2 separate regions of the Homo sapiens genome follow, and region 1 is linked to region 2. Evidence: chromatin loops called from intact Hi-C (ENCODE). Cell type or tissue: B cell. All regions are shown on one strand. Each heading gives the region's core, and the rest is flanking DNA. Links, peaks and the distances in the headings are about the cores only.

Region 1 (5,391 bases), core at 63-5,062, 110 kb after region 2:
GACAGGACTTAATGATTCGTTGTATGTCGGGAAAGGAGATGGAGGAATCAAAATTATGCCCAGCTTTTAAAGTGCAGGGAAATTGTGGTCTTATTCTATTTATATAATGTTTAAGTAACTGATTTATAAAAATCTATTATAATCGAAGTCTTCTTCATTTTTCCATTGCAATCAAAGAGTTCCCAAATGTGAGAAAAGTGGCAATGTCTAATACTGACACTCACCTGCATGACATCTGTCTACCCTTTAGAACCTTTGACCTAATATTTTATTTAAAAACTATCATAGATGCACACAGGTGTATAAACTTAAATGAAAAACCAAAATATCAAAGAATAAGAAATTAGTTCAATATACCTGTGTATATTAATCTGAATATATTAATAGAATGCTATGCATTAAAAACCATATTTTACAAGAAAACTTCAAAACATATTAGATAACAAAAACCTCCCATGGTATAAGTTAAGCATAGAAAAAGAAGGGAGGTTATAAAGCAAAATATACTAATAAGAATTTTAAGGAAAATACGTTAATGATACTTTGAGAAAAATGGACATATAAAAACACAACATTTCAGCAGTAGTTTTATTTGGACAGTGAATTAATTGCAACTTTTAGTTTTCTCTGTATATTTGAGTTTCCCAAATGCCCAAGTGGTACTTACTAAGCAGACAAAATTGTATTTTTAATAGGGCAGATTTTTGTTTAACATGATACTATTATGATTATTATTGCCAGAAAATACATACTAATTTTGTCACTCACTTTTCTATCCTTTCTTCTTCCCTTCATTCCATTAGTTTAATCAAGAAACATTGGTCAAATATACATTGTGTGTCAAATTCTTTTCTAGGCTGCTGGGATAGAAAATAGCAAATTATTGAGTCCTCCCTCTAGGTGCTCTCAGCCACGAAGGCACTTATGGAGAGCCAGCATCAGGCACGACAGTGGCCTCAGATTTTACTGAAGGAAGGAAGCACATTAGGACAAAAAGAAGGGTCATTTGGCTCTCATGATATTTGTCAAAAATAGAGCTAGCTATGGAGAGATGGGAGACACCAACAGGTAAGTCCTCCACATGTATCTGAAGTAACTGTTGTGGGCTTGGAAAGAGGGAGGGAAAATGTCTTTGGTGTAGTAGAGAAGCTACAACTCATTTAATTATACATATGTGTTGAATTACAAGAAATTGAGATACGTACCGAAAGTGAGGATTATGTGGGTCTAAGGGAAGTTGTCACTAACTTGAAACATCAATGGAATCTTCAGAAATATCAGCTATGCAGAGGAGAGGGAGAGAGGATGATTTGAAATGATGGGTCCTTAGTTTGAGATGCCAATCAGACAATGCAACTCTCCTTCTGTGTGCAGGTGCATTCGTGTGTAGGTGTGTGCCTTTGGGGTAGGATAGAGAGTAGGCAGAGCCTACAGCTCTGAATGAATAGGTTAGAAACTACTGATTTGGCCATGAAGAGGTCATCACAGAAATCTCATATATAATGCAAGCAACATCTGAAACTTGGTTCTAAGAGACCTAAGATTGTTGGGACTTTGAAACTTGGAAATCTATCATTTCCAAATAGGCAGCATTTCTTTTTTTTTTTTTCCTCAATAGTTGAAGAAGTTTATTATCTGGAGCAGACTGTTCTCTTTTTCCAAGTGACCACCTGAAAGAGCTTTATTATGACACACAAAGCAAACTTCACTGCCAACCATTTATATTGGCCATAGATAGCCCATGTTAATATATCCAAAGATAAGCTTTGAGCTTAGATGAGAAAGAAGCAGACATAGCAAGGCAGAGTATCAATTCTAATCACTCAATCCACACACAATCATATACCCATGTGCACACACACTCACATAGACACATATACATCCTACATACCTATCCTGTCAATCCCTTGTCTGAGTCTTGATGGTTAGAGGAGTTTTGCTCGAAACTAAATGTACTGTTTTAACAAAATATTTGGGAACAAAGAGATTCTAGATCCAAACAGAAATGCTTGCAGATCCGTAAAGCACAAAGTAGGGGGAGGCCATTCTCTCAGCTCTACCCAGAGGATAAAAGACTTTGGAAACTTTGGGTAATGACACCCTTGGCCCAGGCAATGGTAGCTTTCAAGAGGTATGTTAGGTGTAACAGCTTCATAGATAATAGACATTGATAAACAGGAGAGAAAAAGAAAAAAGGGCCTCTTTGTGGTGACTGTGGCTGCCAGCCTGGTTTGTGAACACGTGGTAAGCCTTCTGTGAACTCCCCAAAACCACTAAGAACAGAAGAAGGGGAAGTAGTGGGGTGGGGTAAGTCATCGTATGTAGGAAACAGCCACTGTCATTTAAGCAGAAAAGTCAAAGTGATTATTATTGTCCTCCCAGGCTATAAAAGACCCTGATTTTTAAGTTACATATGGGGATAAAGAATGAAGCCAAAGCTGAAACTCCTGTTCATCATTTAACCCCACAGAGGCATGCATGCCTACATCTTGAAAATAGCTCTTTTGCGCTTGACAATTAGACCAAGTTAAGAAAGACCACGGGCTATTAATTCCTTTTCCCCACCATCTCCAGGCCTTTTTACCACCCTTGGAAATAAGACTAGGTTTTTTAATTTTTTAATTTTTTTCCCTCATTTAGCTTTGGACGAGGCTTGGGAGTTGGGAGACAGAAGACAGAGAAATGTGATTAAAATGTAGGTCAGCTGGTACGTTATTTACAAATGGCTGAGAGAATAGAACAAGGACATACTTGGTCAAGTCCTTGGCAAAGGCCTTAAAGGAAGATGTAAAGAAGAACAACCACTTTGTGTGCAAGAGTCACCTCTTTCGGGGTCAAGGCCACTTTCCCGAGTTGCTGAAGCGAATCTTTATTTTTTTCCTAAAACTCAACAGACAGCATCTTCAGAACCTAATTTGATTTTGATTGATTTTTGAAACTTGAAACACTTCTAAACTAATTTTCAGTATATTACTCTTGTCAACGCTTAAAGATTTTGTCAGGAGGAATTTGCTGAACAGACACAGTAATTTTGTTTCTCATTCTGGCGTATCACCCCTAAAGAGGAAGCCCAGGGAGGGAGGCAGCTCTGTTACTACAGCTGCTGCTATTAGAATATACATTGCAATTACTTTGCTGCTATTTTGGGGGTCTTCTCAACCAGTTCATGCCACAACCCACGGGAGCTAGATGTCTTGAAATAAGAATCACAGAATTGTTGACTCCTCTTGGGTCAGACCTGGGATAGAGAGAAGGGACTTGAGACCCAGAGAGAAGTGATTCATTCAAGGTCATATAGCAATTTAGTGGCAAGGCTGGTACTAGAGGACATCTTCATATTTTTAGCCCGTTTGTCTCCCCAGTGTATTAAGAAGCACAGAAGCTAGCTAGGTCAGCCCTGCAGTGGTCATGGACCAAGCTGGGATTTATTAAATAAATATACCAGTGACAACGTCAATGGGAGAAGGGGCCTTTAATTGCGGTCGATACACCAATCGATAGGCAGTAAAAGCCACTCTGATAGCCCAGCACAATGCTACCCCTAGGAAGCGTAGGGGCTGTGTTAACAGTGTCTCCCTTTTTGTCTAACCGCAGTCAGCAGATCCATTGGGGGCTGTTGGAAATAACAGTGGCATTACAAGATAATAACCTCTGTTCAAGCCGGCATTATGCCGAGAGGGCTGTCAAAAAGTGCTTTCCTTTTATTGCTTTTTGCCACCCAGGGTCTGTGGCATGCAGACAGATGGACAGGCTCATCTTAACAAATAAGCAACGGGGACAAACTGCTCTGGCTCAAATCAGCAATCTTCGCTCAAGGCAGGGCCTTGCAAGCAAGGACCTGCGGGTGCCTGGGTAACAACATTGGCAGATGCAAAGCAGAGGATTATTCAGTAGGGTAGTAGAATTAGTAAAGTGCTGGCCCATTGTGTGACCACATGGGCTCAAGGACTTTCATCTGCTACAAAACTACCTTGATATAGTGGGAGTTGGCTAAATGTAAAGAGGAAGAACTTTAGGAGCAGAGGAAAGATCGGAGATTCTACAGTTCTGTTTTAGCTATTTAAATCTGTTTCCCAACACACAGTGTCCTATAGGTGAATACTAATAGATCAAATTAATATGCATTTATGTATACGCATTTATTCATTAATACATTCTCAATGCAATTCAATGCATGTAATAAGGTGACTCTGGGTGAAATTGAACACCAACTTTTTTTTTGTTTGTTTTTTGTTTTTTGTTTTTTAAATCTGGGTAAAGAGAAATTGAGAAAGGAATGGCCATTGATATTTCAAATAAAAAGATAGTTTTAAAAATGTTTTGCATATTTTATTTTTTTAAGTTTTCATTGATACATAATAATTGTATACATATTTATGAAGTACATGTGGCAGTTTTTAAGAATCAATAATAGGTATTTGGGAACTGTATTGATGTATTGATGTCCAGCTACTATGACTATATCAGCAGGGCTATGGAGCCAATTTATTCCTTTTGGGTAGAGGCAAGGCTTTCCCTGTAGGAATTGGCTATTACCACTTTCAAAGAGTCCTGGGAAGAGATAGTGGCTGGAACACCAGGACTTAGGGTGACTAGGACTGTAGTGAGGGGGGATGGTCTTTCATTCCCTGGATCCAGGAGGCCAAGCTACAAAGAAGATAGGATTACTTCTTGTGAGTGGCAGGACCTGGCCAAGTGGAAACTCACTGGGAGCAAGTCAGACAGCCAAGGTTATATAGTCTGGGCCTGGGCTGTAGTTATAAATTAACCTTTGCAGTTACTTATTTGTATATATTTTATCCATTTAGATAAATCATTTACATCAGAATAGCCTCCTGTCTGCTACTAAAGAAAATTTTAAAAGGGGTCAGACCTAATTATGGGGCTCTCAAGGTAAAGGAGACTGGGAGTTGGGGGACCAGTGCTACTGAGAGCAGAGTGATGGCAGCAGAAGGGTCACCAACAAAGGGCAACTATGTCCAGTGGAAGAATAACCTCTCGAGGACTTGGCAGCAGTGTGGTGACAGGAGTGACAGGGGTTAAAAAAGGATGGCTGGGGGCTGTGCTCTGCACCCTTTCGGCAACAGCCTAGAGGGTCTTCAGAATCATCCAGGAGATGTGTTGAGAAAAGTACTTTGGGGGCAATAAAACAAATGAGTGCTTGGATCAGTGTCACTAGTGAGAGACAAAGATACAAAAATTCATAAAGCTGAAGCCTCGAGGAAATTCCCAGTCTCTCTGGGAAGGCAAGACAAATACAAATGAAAAGATTCCTAAAAAACATAAGCCTGCTAAGCCTCACAGGAATGGAAGAAAACTGAAGGTGGTATAGTAGTTCTGACAAATGAGAACTGGGGTTGGGTTTATTGCAGATGCTTCCTAAAAGATATG
Region 2 (5,391 bases), core at 316-5,315:
ACCAACTCAGTCAAGGAACCCATGACAAAGAAAGTCATTTCAACTCTTACCTCATCAAGTTGAATAAAGACAGAGAAAACAGAAAGAGACATTGTTCTTTTCCTGAGTCTTTTGAATGGAAATTGTATTATGTTATAGCCATCATAAAACCATTTTGGTAGTTTTGACTGAACTGGGTGTTCACTTTTTCCTTTTTGATTGAATACAATTTAAATTCTACTTGATGACTGCAGTCGTCAAGGGGCTCCTGATGCAAGATGCCCCTTCCATTTTAAGTCTGTCTCCTTACAGAGGTTAAAGTCTAGTGGCTAATTCCTAAGGAAACCTGATTAACACATGCTCACAACCATCCTGGTCATTCTCGAGCATGTTCTATTTTTTAACTAATCACCCCTGATATATTTTTATTTTTATATATCCAGTTTTCATTTTTTTACGTCTTGCCTATAAGCTAATATCATAAATAAGGTTGTTTAAGACGTGCTTCAAATATCCATATTAACCACTATTTTTCAAGGAAGTATGGAAAAGTACACTCTGTCACTTTGTCACTCGATGTCATTCCAAAGTTATTGCCTACTAAGTAATGACTGTCATGAAAGCAGCATTGAAATAATTTGTTTAAAGGGGGCACTCTTTTAAACGGGAAGAAAATTTCCGCTTCCTGGTCTTATCATGGACAATTTGGGCTAGAGGCAGGAAGGAAGTGGGATGACCTCAGGAGGTCACCTTTTCTTGATTCCAGAAACATATGGGCTGATAAACCCGGGGTGACCTCATGAAATGAGTTGCAGCAGAAGTTTATTTTTTTCAGAACAAGTGATGTTTGATGGACCTCTGAATCTCTTTAGGGAGACACAGATGGCTGGGATCCCTCCCCTGTACCCTTCTCACTGCCAGGAGAACTACGTGTGAAGGTATTCAAGGCAGGGAGTATACATTGCTGTTTCCTGTTGGGCAATGCTCCTTGACCACATTTTGGGAAGAGTGGATGTTATCATTGAGAAAACAATGTGTCTGGAATTAATGGGGTTCTTATAAAGAAGGTTCCCAGAAAAGAATGTTCATCCAGCCTCCTCAGAAACAGAACATTCAAGAAAAGGACAATCAGGATGTCATCAGGGAAATGAAAATAAAAACCACAATGAGATATCACCTTATACCAGGTAGAATGGCTACTATAAAAAAATGAAGTGTCATCAAGGATATAGAGAAATTGGAACCCTTCTTCACTGCTGGAGGGAATGGAAAATGGTGTAGCCGTTATGAAAAACAGTACGGAGGTTTCTCAAAAATTAAAAATAGAACTGCTATATGATCCAGCAATCTCACTTCTGTATATATACCCAAAATAATTGAAATCAGAATTTCAAGAAAATATTTACACTCCCATGTTCATTGTGGCACTCTTCACAATCACTGTTTCCAAAGTTATGGAAACAACCCAAATTTCCATTGAAAAATAAATGGACAAAGAAAATGTGCATATACGTACAATGGGATATTATTCAGCCTAAAAAAAGGGGGAATCCTGTTATTTATGACAACATGAATAAACCCGGAGGCCATTATGCTATGTAAAATGAGCAAGTAACAGAAAGACAAATACTGCCTGATTTCATTTATATGAGGTTCTAAAATAGTCAAACTCATAGAAGCAGAGAATAGAACAGTGGTTCCTAGGGAAAAGGAGGAAGGGAGAAATGAGGAAATAGGGAGTTGTCTAATTGGTATAAAATTATAGTATGCAAGATGAATTAGCTCTAAAGATCAGCTGTATAGCAGAGTTCGTATAATGAACAATACTGTATTATGCACTTAACATTTTGTTAAGAGGGTACCTCTCATGTTAAGTGTTCTTACCATATACATATACACAAGGAAGCTTTTGGAGGTGATGGATATATTTATTACCTTGATTGTGGTGATGGTTTGACAGGTATGTGACTATGTCTAAACTCATCAAATTGTATACATTAAATATATGCAGTTTTATAATATCAATTATGTCTGAATGAAGCTATAAAAAAGAAAAGACAACAAAATTCAGTTGTCAAAACTGGAAATATGACCACAGTCAGAAGTGTTTGTTACTGAGTGTTTCAGAGTGTGTTTGGTTTGAGCAGGTCTAGGGTGATTGAACATCCCTGGGTGTGTTTCCATGTCTCATGTACTAGTGAAAGTAGATGTGTGCATTTGTGCACATATCCCTATGTATCCCTATCAGGGCTGTGTGTATTTGAAAGTGTGTGTGTCCGCATGATCATATCTGTATAGAAGAGAGTGTGATTATATTTCTTGAAGAATACATCCATTTGAAATGGATGTCTATGGCTGTTTGAGATGAGTTCTCTACTCTTGTGCTTGTACAGTAGTCTCCCCTTATCCCTTATGCTTGGTGGATACGTTCTTAGACCCCAAGTGGATCTCTGAGACCGCAGATGGTACCAAACCTCATATATGCAATATTTTTTCCTATACATAAATACCTAAGATAAAGTTCATCTTCTGAATTAGGCACAGTAAGAGATTAACAATAACTAACAATAAAATTGAATAGTTATAATAATATATTGTAATAAAAGTTATGTGAATGTGATCTCTTTCTTTCTCTCTCTCAAAATATCTTACTGTACTGTACTCACCTATTTTCAGACCATAACTGACCATGAAACCTGGGAAAGTGAAACTGTGGATAAGTGAGGAACTAACATACATACATGATTGTTTATCTACAGATGTATGCCTCAGTTTCTTAGTATGCTTGAAAATGTATGATTTTGTGTATATCCGTGCTACATGTAAGTGTGGTTCTATTCATATTTGAATATGAATTCTGCATAAGTGTGTTTATTCAAGCAAATGTACAAGGCTCTGAGAAGGAAGATCAACATACAACTTGGAATATTTCAAGGCCGAAATATTCAAGGCTGACATTGGCCTCCTTCCTATCAGTTCCCTCTCCCAGATGGAAATTCTAGAAATGGCAGGTGAGGTGGACAAGCAGGGAAAGAAATTATATGCATAGAACAGAAGGAGAAGAAAGAGTAAAGTCAGGCCTCAGCCAGCCTCTTTTTAGCTCTTTAAATCCTCTGGATTTAAGAGGGATAAAGGGTGGAATAAGGATAAATTAATGCCAATTGTAATGCCTTAAATTTGTGTGATACCTTACAACTTGAAACATATTCACAAAACTATATATTTGAATATCTCATTAGCTGAGTAAGGTAGCAAATCATAATTAACTTTTTCCATTTTATTGATGGGAAAGCTGAAGTTCAATGAAGTAAATTTTTCAATAGCCCACAGAGTAGGAAAGTGACAAAACCTGAGCCTGGGCCTCCAGGTCACTCAAGGACACTTTCTTTCTTCCACACCCAATTGCTTCATGCTTAAAGTTGGCAAAACAGGAAGTGAAACTCCTGCAGTTTTCTGTGTGGTTGACACTAGCAAGGGTTTCTCAGTTGAAGCCATGAATCATTAAGCCAATACATATGCATATATGTTATACATACCAAATGATTTATTTATAACCCTATCTTTCCATAAAGGACTTGAAGGAGCTTCAAACAAAGGATATGTGAACAATAGGGTTAATCAATAATAAGTAGAAAATCTGGACATAGAATAAAAAGAGGAGAGAAAGACACCGAGAATGAGCGTTAATACAGTGCTTTCCATTTTTCTGGTGTTTTGAGTAGCGTGGCTTTTGGAGAAAGCCAAAACTCAAATTCACTCCTTATCAACTGTGTGCCTTGGGCTCCATTTCTCTGAGAGTCTACTTAGCTCCAATGTAAAATAAGAATAGAACTATGACTTTGTAAGGTTGCTCTAAGGATTGAAAATCATGTATTATGTTCAATACGGGGACACTGTCCTTATGGGTGAGTACTCCCCTAAGACTTTATTAAGAGGGCACTAGGAGAAGCACTGGGAGGTCTTCTCAGTAACAACACTAAAGTAATTGCTATTTTTCCAGCCTGTGGAACCACAGAAGTGACTGTAACTAAAATTAGACATTTCTTTCTGATTCATTCTCTACTCACGGGATTGTCAGACCCCAGTCTTCTTCTGGACTCTATAAACTTTTTAGAAATCATCAGCAGGCTCCTGGAGAAGCTTAAATGAACTCACACAATATGTGACAGTGAACTCCCTGGGAGAGTGAAAACCAAAGTCTAAGCCAGTGTCTCCATTTACTTGTGTGATTGTGGGCAAGTCATTCAAGTGCTTTGAGGCTCAGGTCTTAATTCATGAAATGGAGGTAATAATACCTTGTTGGCAGACCTCACTTGGTTAAAATGATAATGTTGATAGTTACAATAGTTACATTTAATTGATCAATTGTTTTATGCAAGGGCTTTATTTGTGCTATCTCAGTTTGTCACATCAATGAATTAGAAAGATACGAAAGTATTTCCAATTTACAAATGAGGAGTCTGAGTCTGGGAGTCATTCTGTCATGTGTCCACTGTCACCTGCTCATTGGTGGCAGCACTGAGATTAGGATCTAAGTCCACTTCACCGCAGAAGCAGGGCTTCTAAATACTGTTCTATGGCAAGAGCACCCTGCTCTCACAAAATGCATAAAACTTCCTATCTCACCATTATAATTTTGACTGATATTAAACAAAGAGAAGTATTATTATTATTACTTGTTTTTATTTATATTACAGCTGTAAGAGCCAGGAAAAATGTGATCTAAGTTATGTGATCAAAGATTTTTTAACAGTGAACAAATCAGGCCCACTAGATGATGGCCTTTCTTTGAACAACATGCCTAGGGTTGCTCTATCATGTCTACAGTTGGTCTGACTTCCTGACGGGCATCACAGACTTGTGATTAAACACAGAGGTTATGGGGGAAGTTCCAAAAGCTTAGGACTTTCCAGATGGTTGGAATAAGATCACACACTCTGGCTGCCCTTATGGAGATCACCGAACTTTTCAACTCAAAGTAAAATCTGTGGAGTAAATGGTCGATCAAAAGGAACCAACTATATTGAGCACCATGCGTGATCATCTGATCGTTACTGCTACCTTGTGAGTTAAAGGCTACTCTTCTCATTTTAGAAATGAGAAAAGAGATGCCCAGAGAGGACGAGTAACTTGCCTTAGGTCACACAGCTTATATTAATCACAATAACATTTGCCGCACCTTCTGTATTTTTTTTAAGTTGCTAAGCTTTTGGTGCATGTCTGGCACCGTTTTAGTTGTATATTATTTCATTTAATTGTTAAAATGACCTTCTGATGCAGGTATTTGTAGCTTTGCCATTCCACAGATGAAGAAACAGATGAAAGGACTGAATTGTTCAATAGGAAGGAGCAGAATCAGGATATGAACTTGGGTTGGCCTGATTCTTGGGGCTGCATTCTTTCCATAACATA

Evidence for each region. Hi-C counts contacts between places; a loop is a spot of excess contacts. Peaks named below come from ENCODE experiments on the same cell type or tissue, not always from the same donor. Only the 100,000 strongest peaks of a DNase experiment are listed, where the experiment ranks them.
Region 1: a loop joins it to region 2, with 2.4 times the contacts of the local background. A loop is called at or near these places in 2 of 110 quality-filtered maps.

What each region holds. Positions count from the first base shown.
Region 1 is chr9:117,823,960-117,829,350 of GRCh38, forward strand. The region is part of intron 2 of LOC105376244 (a long non-coding RNA gene); the gene reads left to right. Among named protein-coding and RNA genes, the nearest start is that of TLR4, 120 kb to the left of the region's middle. In B cell, for the core only: no CTCF peak of the experiment used is centred there; DNase peaks (open chromatin) are centred at 2,262 and 3,122; H3K4me3 peaks cover 1,764 bases.
Region 2 is chr9:117,714,868-117,720,258 of GRCh38, forward strand. TLR4 (toll like receptor 4) reads left to right here. Exons shown (of 3, transcript NM_138554.5): 3 at 1-5,391. Among named protein-coding and RNA genes, the nearest start is that of TLR4, 13 kb to the left of the region's middle. In B cell, for the core only: no CTCF peak of the experiment used is centred there; a DNase peak (open chromatin) is centred at 3,414; H3K4me3 peaks cover 264 bases.